3 separate regions of the Homo sapiens genome follow, and regions 2 and 3 are each linked to region 1. Evidence: chromatin contacts called from ENCODE Hi-C or POLR2A ChIA-PET data. All regions are on one chromosome and are shown on one strand. Each heading gives the region's core, a stretch centred on a gene start or an enhancer-like site at or near the end of the contact. The rest is flanking DNA. Distances are from core to core; before and after follow the strand shown.

Region 1 (2,716 bases), core at 150-2,649:
ACACCATACCAACTTCTCAGAAAGGTCAGCTTCAAGCTCTACTGGGTAGCTGAGTAAATAGCGTCCAATGTTTAAAGACTGGGGAAGCGGGGAGAAAGATGAAAGGAGTAAGCAGCACACACTTCAAAGCCCACTTTTAAGCACACGACATTATGAATATTAAAAATAAAGGATGCAAACAAAAAAGGCAATTCAGCATTTTCAGAAAGAGCATTTGGCAATATTCAACGCATAAGGAGACTGTGCTTGGGGCCATCCACTCTCTCCAGCTTCTCAAAGTGTTTCCGGGCATTGCGAATGTTGATCAGAGTGGCCGCAGAAGGGATCGACGGATCTGACATGACCACCATCACGTACGTATTTGAGGTGAAGATGTCGATGAAAGCAGCGAAGTTGGAATTCCTAACTTCCATGCTCTGGAAGGAAGCGGCCAATTTACTGCAGCTCAGCTTGAACTGTTTGATGATGTTGCTGATCTTCTCAAACCGGTGGACGTCGCGCTGCTCTTTGCACTGGTAGTGGGAAATAACCAAGAATGTAGCTCTTTCGAACAGCAGAACTTCATCGGCCTCAATGATTTGGGCAAAATTCCTGAGGTTCATCTCCAGCTGCTGAACGTTGGGAATCAGCTGGTAGACGATGCTGGACCAGGCTTTGTAGAGCGTCTCATCCCAGATGGACGTTCGAAAACAAGCACACTCCAGCGGGCGAGACAGACGCCTCAGGTCTTCCTCTCGCTCTTTAAAAATCAGGTCACGCTGATCCTCCTGAACCAGATCCATTTTGTGCACCAGGCAGAAGATTTTGGCGTCAGGAGAGTTCTGGAGGATGGCCTCCAGACACGACTGGTAATAATGCATGTCCTTTTCCAGTTCGCGGCTCTCCACGTCAAACACGTAAATCAAAACTTCCACGTTACGGAAGATATTGTCTCGCTGGCTGGTGAAGTAATTTTCCATGAAGGTGTCCTGACCGCCACAGTCCCACAGGTTCAGCACCAGGTTCCCTAGGAATCGGACGTGGGAGTGTTCCACGTCAATGGTGGCCCCCAGGCGCCGGGTGTCGCGAGCAATGTAATTGGCGAAGATTATCGACCTCATGCTGGTCTTCCCCGACCCGCTCTTCCCCATCAGCAGCACCTTTTTCTTCATGGCTGTATTTGGCATCACCCGCCGGGGCACCGCGGACTGGGCCTGAGGGCGCGGCCTACACGCAGCGCCGAGGGAGGGGTCGGGGGCTGCCGGGGACTCGCAGGCCGCGCCTCGCTCCGCTCCGCCGCGCAGCTGGGCAGGCAGGAGAGTCGAGAGCGCGAACCCGGGGCTGGAGAGGCCGCGGACGGGCTGGCTCTTACTCAGATGGGAGCGCCCGCGGCTGTCAGTGGCAACGGCTCGGGAGATACGCTCGCTTTCCGGGAGGGAGCCGCTGCGTCCCCGCCACCACCCACTTCCGGCGGCGATCTCGCGAGAGCTCCCTCGCTCCGCCCTCCGTGCCCGACGAGCCTTGAAAAGCCGCTGCTCTAATGAAACCTAACCGGGGCGGCGTGAGCCCTAAGATGGAAGGGAAGCTCGAGGACTTCGGTCTTTTGTTCTGTTGCAGCTGGGTTTGCTGTTGCTAGGGGTACGTGTGTGGTTGGCCGGGGGAAATGCTGCCCTCTCGTGGCCAAAAAAAGCCCCAACCGCCACCACCACCGCAACTGGCTTTAGGAGCGAGGTGTGTCGGGCCGGTTTCCGCAGGGGCAGCCGACTGGTGAAGTGGAGGGAAAGCCTAACTTCCCAGTCCGCTTAGGCCTCCCCAGCTTGCCCGGCCCAGTGAGTACAAGGGCAGGGCAGATGGAGACTGTGCAGGCGCGGAAAGTGAGACTTGTAGGCAAGCGATTGCCTGTTGCTGCGCAGCTAGGTAATAGCAAGTCCCTCCTAGGAGACATCCTGGCTTCCAGTGGGTGCTTTTAATTCCTTTCTCACATCTGCTTTTCCGTAATCTCAGACTTTAGAATTTATAATTAGAATTCCAAAGCTCGAGGAAATGATAATGTGGAATCCCAGGCATTAGTTCCATCCTCACAGTAACCCTGTGAATTAATAACCCTATTTTCAAGTTAGGGAATCAAAGGTTAGAGAGGTTAAGTCACTTGACCAAGTTACACAGATACTAAATGATGAAATGGAATTTGGTTTTAGACAATCTTGCTGCGGTCTATTTGCCTAACAATAGGCTACCCTGTGCCCCTCTCAAAGCATAATATGATTCTGCTCTTGGTCTTCAAGTAGATGAGTGAATCAGTGTCGCCAGTATCGTTCATACAGAATGAATGAGAGTCATCAGGATACTGAAGCCTCTGTATCTACCTTAAAGTCCTTTTTTTTTCTTTTGAGACGGAGTCTCACTCTGTTGCCCAGGCTGGAGTGCAGTGGCGCGATCTCAGCTCACTGCAACCTACGCCTCCTGAGTTCAAGCGATTCTCCTGCCTCAGTCCCCCAAATAGCTGGGATTGTGGGCACCTGCCACCACGCCCGGCTAATTTTTGTATTTTTAGTGGAGACGGGGTTTCACTATGTTGGCCAGGCTGGTCTGGAACTCAAGCCAGCCACCTGCCTCGGCCTCCTAAAGTGTGGGATTACAGGCGTGAGCCACCGTGCCTGGCCTAAAGCCCTTATCAAAGTGTATACTGTACTGTACAAATTCAGGTATTCCATTCTTTCATTTATTCAAAAAATAT
Region 2 (2,872 bases), core at 138-2,637, 560 kb after region 1:
ACTTAGTTTTTTAAAATGCTTTCCTACATATTAAGTCCTTTATCAATAATAAATGAGAGTCAGTTACTATTGTCTTAGTATAGCTTTTGTTGTAACTACATCAATCAAGCCATGCATTCTCTAGTTAAATAGGTATTTACTTCAAAAACATGATAGCCTACAATTTTTTCTTTAAAATCTTGTCCAGAGTAGATTGTAGTATAAGTGCCTCATTTAAAATAACTGTCTAAAAGAACCTGTCCTTATCGGGCCACTATAATTTGTCATCATTATCTGTAAATAGTACAGCTCTACTTGTATTAAAATGGGAAATAATAATGGTGATTAGAGACAAATATAGCAGTCATCTCTTCCTATCTTCCAGTCAACAGAAATATTTACGTTTTGGGGCTGGCTAAATTCTGCATACTTTTGGCATTTTTAAACTGAAAAATATAATCCAGATATTGTATATATGGGAAGGACTACCATCTTCTAATTTATAAATTAAATGATCATGTTAAGGAGCCATCTGCAAAACCACTTATTAAATGTTTATTATTAACAGTACATGAAACATGACATGATTTTTTGTGATTTTTGTGAGCCATCTCTGGCTCTCAATGCTTGCAGAGTAGAAGCAAATACTTTGAGAGTTTATAAAGCTTAATTGTGCTTTCAACGTGTAAGCATTTTCAGCCTGTTACCTTTTTGTTTCCAGCAAGAAGAGTTCTTTTTCCTTCCACATCGATGTTGTTTAAGAGAAATAATATTTAAATTGCATTAACATGCTTAGCAATGTGAAAAGTTAATAGATTAATGTCTCAGGCAGTGTTAGAATTACCAAAATGCCTCAGGAATATATTAAAATGGATCTTGGCCACAGAAAATATCAAGAATGCTGAGGCACACCACAGGCATCTTTTTTAAAGCCTGTTTTGTAATAAGCAGAGAAAGTGAAGGTGCTAAATCATGGTTTACTACCCCATTTGCCTCACAGCCTCTCTGTCTCTGGTGCTGGGCCTCAGAAATCAATTTCACACACGGCTGCTATCAGCATTCTTTGAGCTATTAAGACGAAAGCACTTTCTCTTCTTTTTATTAAAACCAAGCTCCCTTTTATCACATAGCTCCTGCTTTGTGCTTTCCTGCCTTTACACTCCACTCTGTCAGTGGTGAGGGCTAACCTGTCTCCTGCCTCCCTTCCTTTCAGTTCTAAACTTCTTGAAAGGCTAACCCATGTTCACTGCACCCACTTCCCCAATACTCCCGAATTCTCTAGTGCTTTGTAATCTGGCTTCTGCCCACCGCTTGGCTGACGTGGCTCCTCTGAAATTCATCAGCATCCTGTAATTCACCACATCCTATGACTTTCCCTCACATCTTGCTGCGGAATATGCTCCCCTGGCTTCTTTGGCAGCGAGTTCTCCCCTGTTTTGTCCCCTGCCTTTTCTTACTCATCTGGACTAGCAAATGCTGTCATCCCCAAGACTCTTTCCTCAGGCCCCTGTTCTCTCTGTGCTCCGATTGATCTTATCCACTTTCCTCACTTGAGTTGTCTTCTCCTTGCATGTGATTTACAAATCTACGTCTCTTCCAATCTCCAGGATTCTAGTTTCACTTACCTGAATGCTTTGTTGATACTTTAAACTCAGCACATCCAAAACCAAGCTCGCTATTTGGGGCCCCAATATTTTAGCAGTCTTTCCCCCTAGCATAGTGATGAACATACAGACATTGCTATACAACAATTCCCCTTTCTCCAGCCTCCTCTGTCTTCCTCCTCATCCCCTTCACCTACCCCCTCTCCCTCCCTCCAATCAATTGCCTCTGCCACCTATTCTGCTTCTGCTGTGTAGCTTCCTTCTGTTCCCCCTGTCTGCTAGAGCCCCCATTCAGACTCTTCTTGCAGTGGTCTTCTATGTGATACACAACTGGGACCCCAGCCTGCTTCCAGCTCTGGCCAGGCCAGTTCCTCTGTGGCATGGGTCTCAGTGTGCCAGGACACATGCAGTAAAACAGCTGAACATAAGATAGGAATGATGGTTTGGGACAGGGCCTTGGATCCCAGCTGAGGAATTGGTCCTTGAGTAGACTCCAGACAGCTGGAGACAGTGAAGGCTTTTGAGCACGAGATGACTAAGGTTTTACAGTTTTCAAAGTACTTACACGTACTTATTTGATCCTCATAATACTACTATGAGGCACTGAAGGTTTATGGGCATTTTAGGAAAAAAGGGGAAATGAGGTTTCTGTTAAAGGGTAGGAGACAAAGCCAGGTTACCATCATTTCCTCAACAGATGAGAGGAATTTAGTATCTCTTTATGTCTAATTAAATAAGTGGTATACAGTTGGGTAAGTCGGTCATTTGGATAAGAATTAAATTTAGCTATCTGAGAAGAGCAGTGGGAAATATGACCAAATACTTAATCTCACACAATGGCCATCTAGAAAAAGAAAAATAAAGAAAATAAAAGATGAGATGACTAGTCTGTGTGGAAGACTGAATGTTCTCAGCGTATGTTTTATTTTGTCCCTTCAAATTGGGCTCAGGAAGGTTTTAATTTCTTCTATCTTTTACGAAATGATTTAACATGTTCATGGTTCCTATTTTTTGAATGAAAAGTGTATACATTGAAGTGGCTGGTGCATTATACTTCAGATTACGCGACATCCTGGTAACTGGAGGATTTCTGAATCTCTTTGTGCATGCTATGTAACAGGATCGGATGATCATCTTCACATTAGGCACCAGAATGCTTCCTCTCACATATAGACTTAACAATTTACAAAGTGCATTCACATTGACTACAGGAGTTCCTGGAATCAGTATATTATCCCTGTTTTAGGGACAAGGGGCTCCTAAGTTTTTGATTTTCACAGGGAGGAAGG
Region 3 (2,700 bases), core at 129-2,628, 600 kb after region 1:
AAAATATACTACGTTATGATAGCATGAGTCTAAAGAGAAAAGAAAATGAGATAAATGTCCAATATATTTACTTTTATGAATAACTGAGTATCTAACTGGCATGGTATTTACATTCTAGCAGAAACATCTACAATTAATATTTATAATTTTCCAGATATAACTTCCTTTGCAACTATTTCAACTTATGATGATGAATTTTAAATGCCAACTTACAAATGTGCCTGTGGTCGATATTTTCTAAATTCTTTTAGGGGTTTAAAAGTAAAAATTTGGAAAGGTAGGTCATGACCTTTATAATTCTTTCCCTTTTCTCCCTGGCAGTTGTGACATTTGGCCCTGATCTCATTGTCCTAGTTTCAAACTTCTCAGTTTGTGGTTACAATAGCAATAATTTTCCCCTGACAGCAGGTGGATGGCTAGCTCATCCAGTGTCCTGTGTCCTTCCCACACTGGCTGGCTGGCAGCAGAACCTTGACTGTCCATGCCAAACTTCTTTCTCCAAGCCTCCTCCTTAACATTCTTCCTGAGCAGCTCAACAAAATCATCATAAAAGAACAAAATACCCAGAGTGGTTCTTAACTGGGTATTCCTAAGTGTATAAAAGAATTTATTACTGAGGCTTGGGGTTTTGTTTATTAATTGATTTTTGTTTTCTCTTGTTTTCTGGGCAAATACTTTATGGCAGAGAGAGAGAGAGAGAGAGAGAAAGAGCGAGAGCGAGCACGCACACAAATCTCTTGTTTTGGTGGTCTTGAAAAGTGTTTTCCAAAGTTTTCAAAGCTTTGGACTGAAACCCATAAACCAAACCAAATTGCTCACATCCCACAAATGCACAACCATGTGTGCTCGACACCTGCAATTTTTTATACATCAAAGTTTGGGCTCTTCTGCATTCAAAGAGCTACTGTCACCAGGCCCCTGAGGGGCATGCATATAGAGAAAGGAAGCAAACTCATTTGGCAGAGAGGCTTATGAGACTCTCCGGAGGAAGGTACTCTATTTCAAGAAAGAATGAACAGCAATAGACATTCAGAAAGGGTCTAGCAAAGAGCTCCCTGAGGACTCTTTAGCAGTGTATGTCCTGCTAAGCCTCCAAACACACACTTATAATTGCGAGACATTTTGTTTTGCATCAGGTGCCTCTAACAGCCTGATTCCCCCATCCAGGACAATGTCATTGCTTTACTTTCTTTTAGTGGTTCTATTTTTGTCCCTTCCTTTTAAATACTGAACTGAGGTATTTGTGAAGTCTCCCTCCCTCCCTCTTCCCCACAGGTTTGGCTCTCATTTTCCCCATTATTTCAATGAGTAATGACACCAAGGGCATGAAGCCAGTCCTACCGGCACTGAACACTTTCCCCTTTCTACAAAATAAAGCAAGCACCAAACCAAACACGGCACAACATTCAGCTTCAGGGATTGTGACACATTTCCAGGCTCTCTTTGCTCTGTAGTAGAATTCTGGCTGTCATTCGGCATTTGGCTTTTTCTCACGGAGCCCTTGAGCAACCTTTATTTACCATGCACACTGACTTTCATTACTATATAATACAGAAAATATTTGCTTCATTATGAAGCCAGCTGAATATTTATTTTGATTTTGTTACTTGTGGTAAACAGAGTTCAAAACACTCTCTGCTACCACTGTTCCAAACTAGTCAAAAACTATGTAAACAACCCACATAGTGATTGTGTGACCCACATTTTGTGATTGTCTCACCTCCCCTTCCAGCACAAGGAAAGTTTTGTTTAAAAAAAAAAATGTTCATGTTAATTTGAAATTTTAAAGCAAGTTTTATCCCTCAAAACTGTCTTCAGTCCACACTTCTGACTGCCTTTATAGGAAATCACGTTACAATGAACTCCTTTCAAGGTACTTTTGGAACCAAACCTTCTCTTTGGATATGGTCCAAGGTAGGCCTAATTCTGTTCTAAGACAAGCACTATTACCCGAAAGTTCAAGAATACTATTTTTTAGATGACATAGGTAAGAACATGTTGAGAAAAACGTGTTTGCACCCAGATGCATTTTATCTGTATGAAGATCTACGTCAAAGGCTTTGCTGATTCTATTTTGTTCTAGGACCAATATGCCTTGTTTCCCTCAAGTTGCTTTAAAAGATTGATTTGGAATGGACCCATTTGGCCTTTTGTATGGTCCAGTTTCTGCACGTTCACATTACAATAAACATGTCAGCCCAATTGCCTGCACAGGCATCCTTGCTGGTTGACATTTTGTGATACTTTTTATAATCTGGTAGAATTCTAATTGATTTTAAAATCAATAAAACCCATACTTGCTTATTTTTGCATTTTAAAGAAACAAAAACAAATTTAGAGTAGCAGAACATTTTTAGTTCATGCCTTTAAATGCTTTCAGAAAACCAAGTATACCAGCACGAATCTAGACTAATATTTATGTCAACATTTTTTTCCCCCAGGCATATCTTCCTACAGAGAATTTGGGAGTGAGATTTAGTTTTCATCTTAGACTTAAGCCCATATATAGAGTTTCTGGAACGTCAATCCTAAAAGATCACTGTGGAGTTTCTTTTTTCCTTTTCCTGCTCTGTAAGACATTTATACCTCTACCTTTCTGCTAGAGGTAATCGCACAATTGAGCTAATGTAAATGTTGTTCAATACAGGAAGAAATCTTGGGTTCTGGGATGAAATCTGGAATCAAACTCTGGGTCCATCG

The links. A loop is a pair of places that touch in the nucleus more often than their neighbours do. ChIA-PET counts read pairs that join two places held with the same protein, here RNA polymerase II (POLR2A). Pooled maps may share reads with other maps.
Region 2: a loop to region 1 is called in a map of endothelial cell of umbilical vein, with 2.3 times the contacts of the local background. The contact joins the enhancer-like site here to the promoter of RRAGA in region 1. A Hi-C loop is called at or near these places in 1 of 168 maps with a recorded cell type or tissue (endothelial cell of umbilical vein) and 1 of 50 pooled maps. POLR2A ChIA-PET finds 5 or more read pairs at or near these places in 2 of 52 experiments (H1 and activated T-cell).
Region 3: a map of ascending aorta shows a loop between it and region 1 (7-fold over the local background). The contact joins the enhancer-like site here to the promoter of RRAGA in region 1. A Hi-C loop is called at or near these places in 3 of 168 maps with a recorded cell type or tissue (ascending aorta, dorsolateral prefrontal cortex and heart right ventricle) and 2 of 50 pooled maps. POLR2A ChIA-PET finds 5 or more read pairs at or near these places in 1 of 52 experiments (PC-9).

Annotation. Positions count from the first base shown.
Region 1 is chr9:19,048,110-19,050,825 of GRCh38, reverse strand. RRAGA (Ras related GTP binding A) reads right to left here and starts at 1,399. Exons shown (of 1, transcript NM_006570.5): 1 at 1-1,399. The coding sequence starts at 1,166. The coding sequence ends at 225. It also overlaps a transcript of SAXO1 not described here. RefSeq lists a silencer at 1,141-1,330 and an enhancer at 938-1,459.
Region 2 is chr9:18,489,251-18,492,122 of GRCh38, reverse strand. The region is part of intron 1 of ADAMTSL1 (ADAMTS like 1); the gene reads right to left. Among named protein-coding and RNA genes, the nearest start is that of ADAMTSL1, 17 kb to the right of the region's middle. Within about 2 kb of position 1,387, at least 8 of the 41 ENCODE cell types and tissues checked have a DNase peak (open chromatin) inside an H3K27ac peak, as active enhancers do; they include endothelial cell of umbilical vein, where a contact is called at or near this core.
Region 3 is chr9:18,446,034-18,448,733 of GRCh38, reverse strand. It overlaps a transcript of ADAMTSL1 not described here. Among named protein-coding and RNA genes, the nearest start is that of ADAMTSL1, 27 kb to the left of the region's middle. Within about 2 kb of position 1,378, at least 6 of the 41 ENCODE cell types and tissues checked have a DNase peak (open chromatin) inside an H3K27ac peak, as active enhancers do; they include ascending aorta, where a contact is called at or near this core.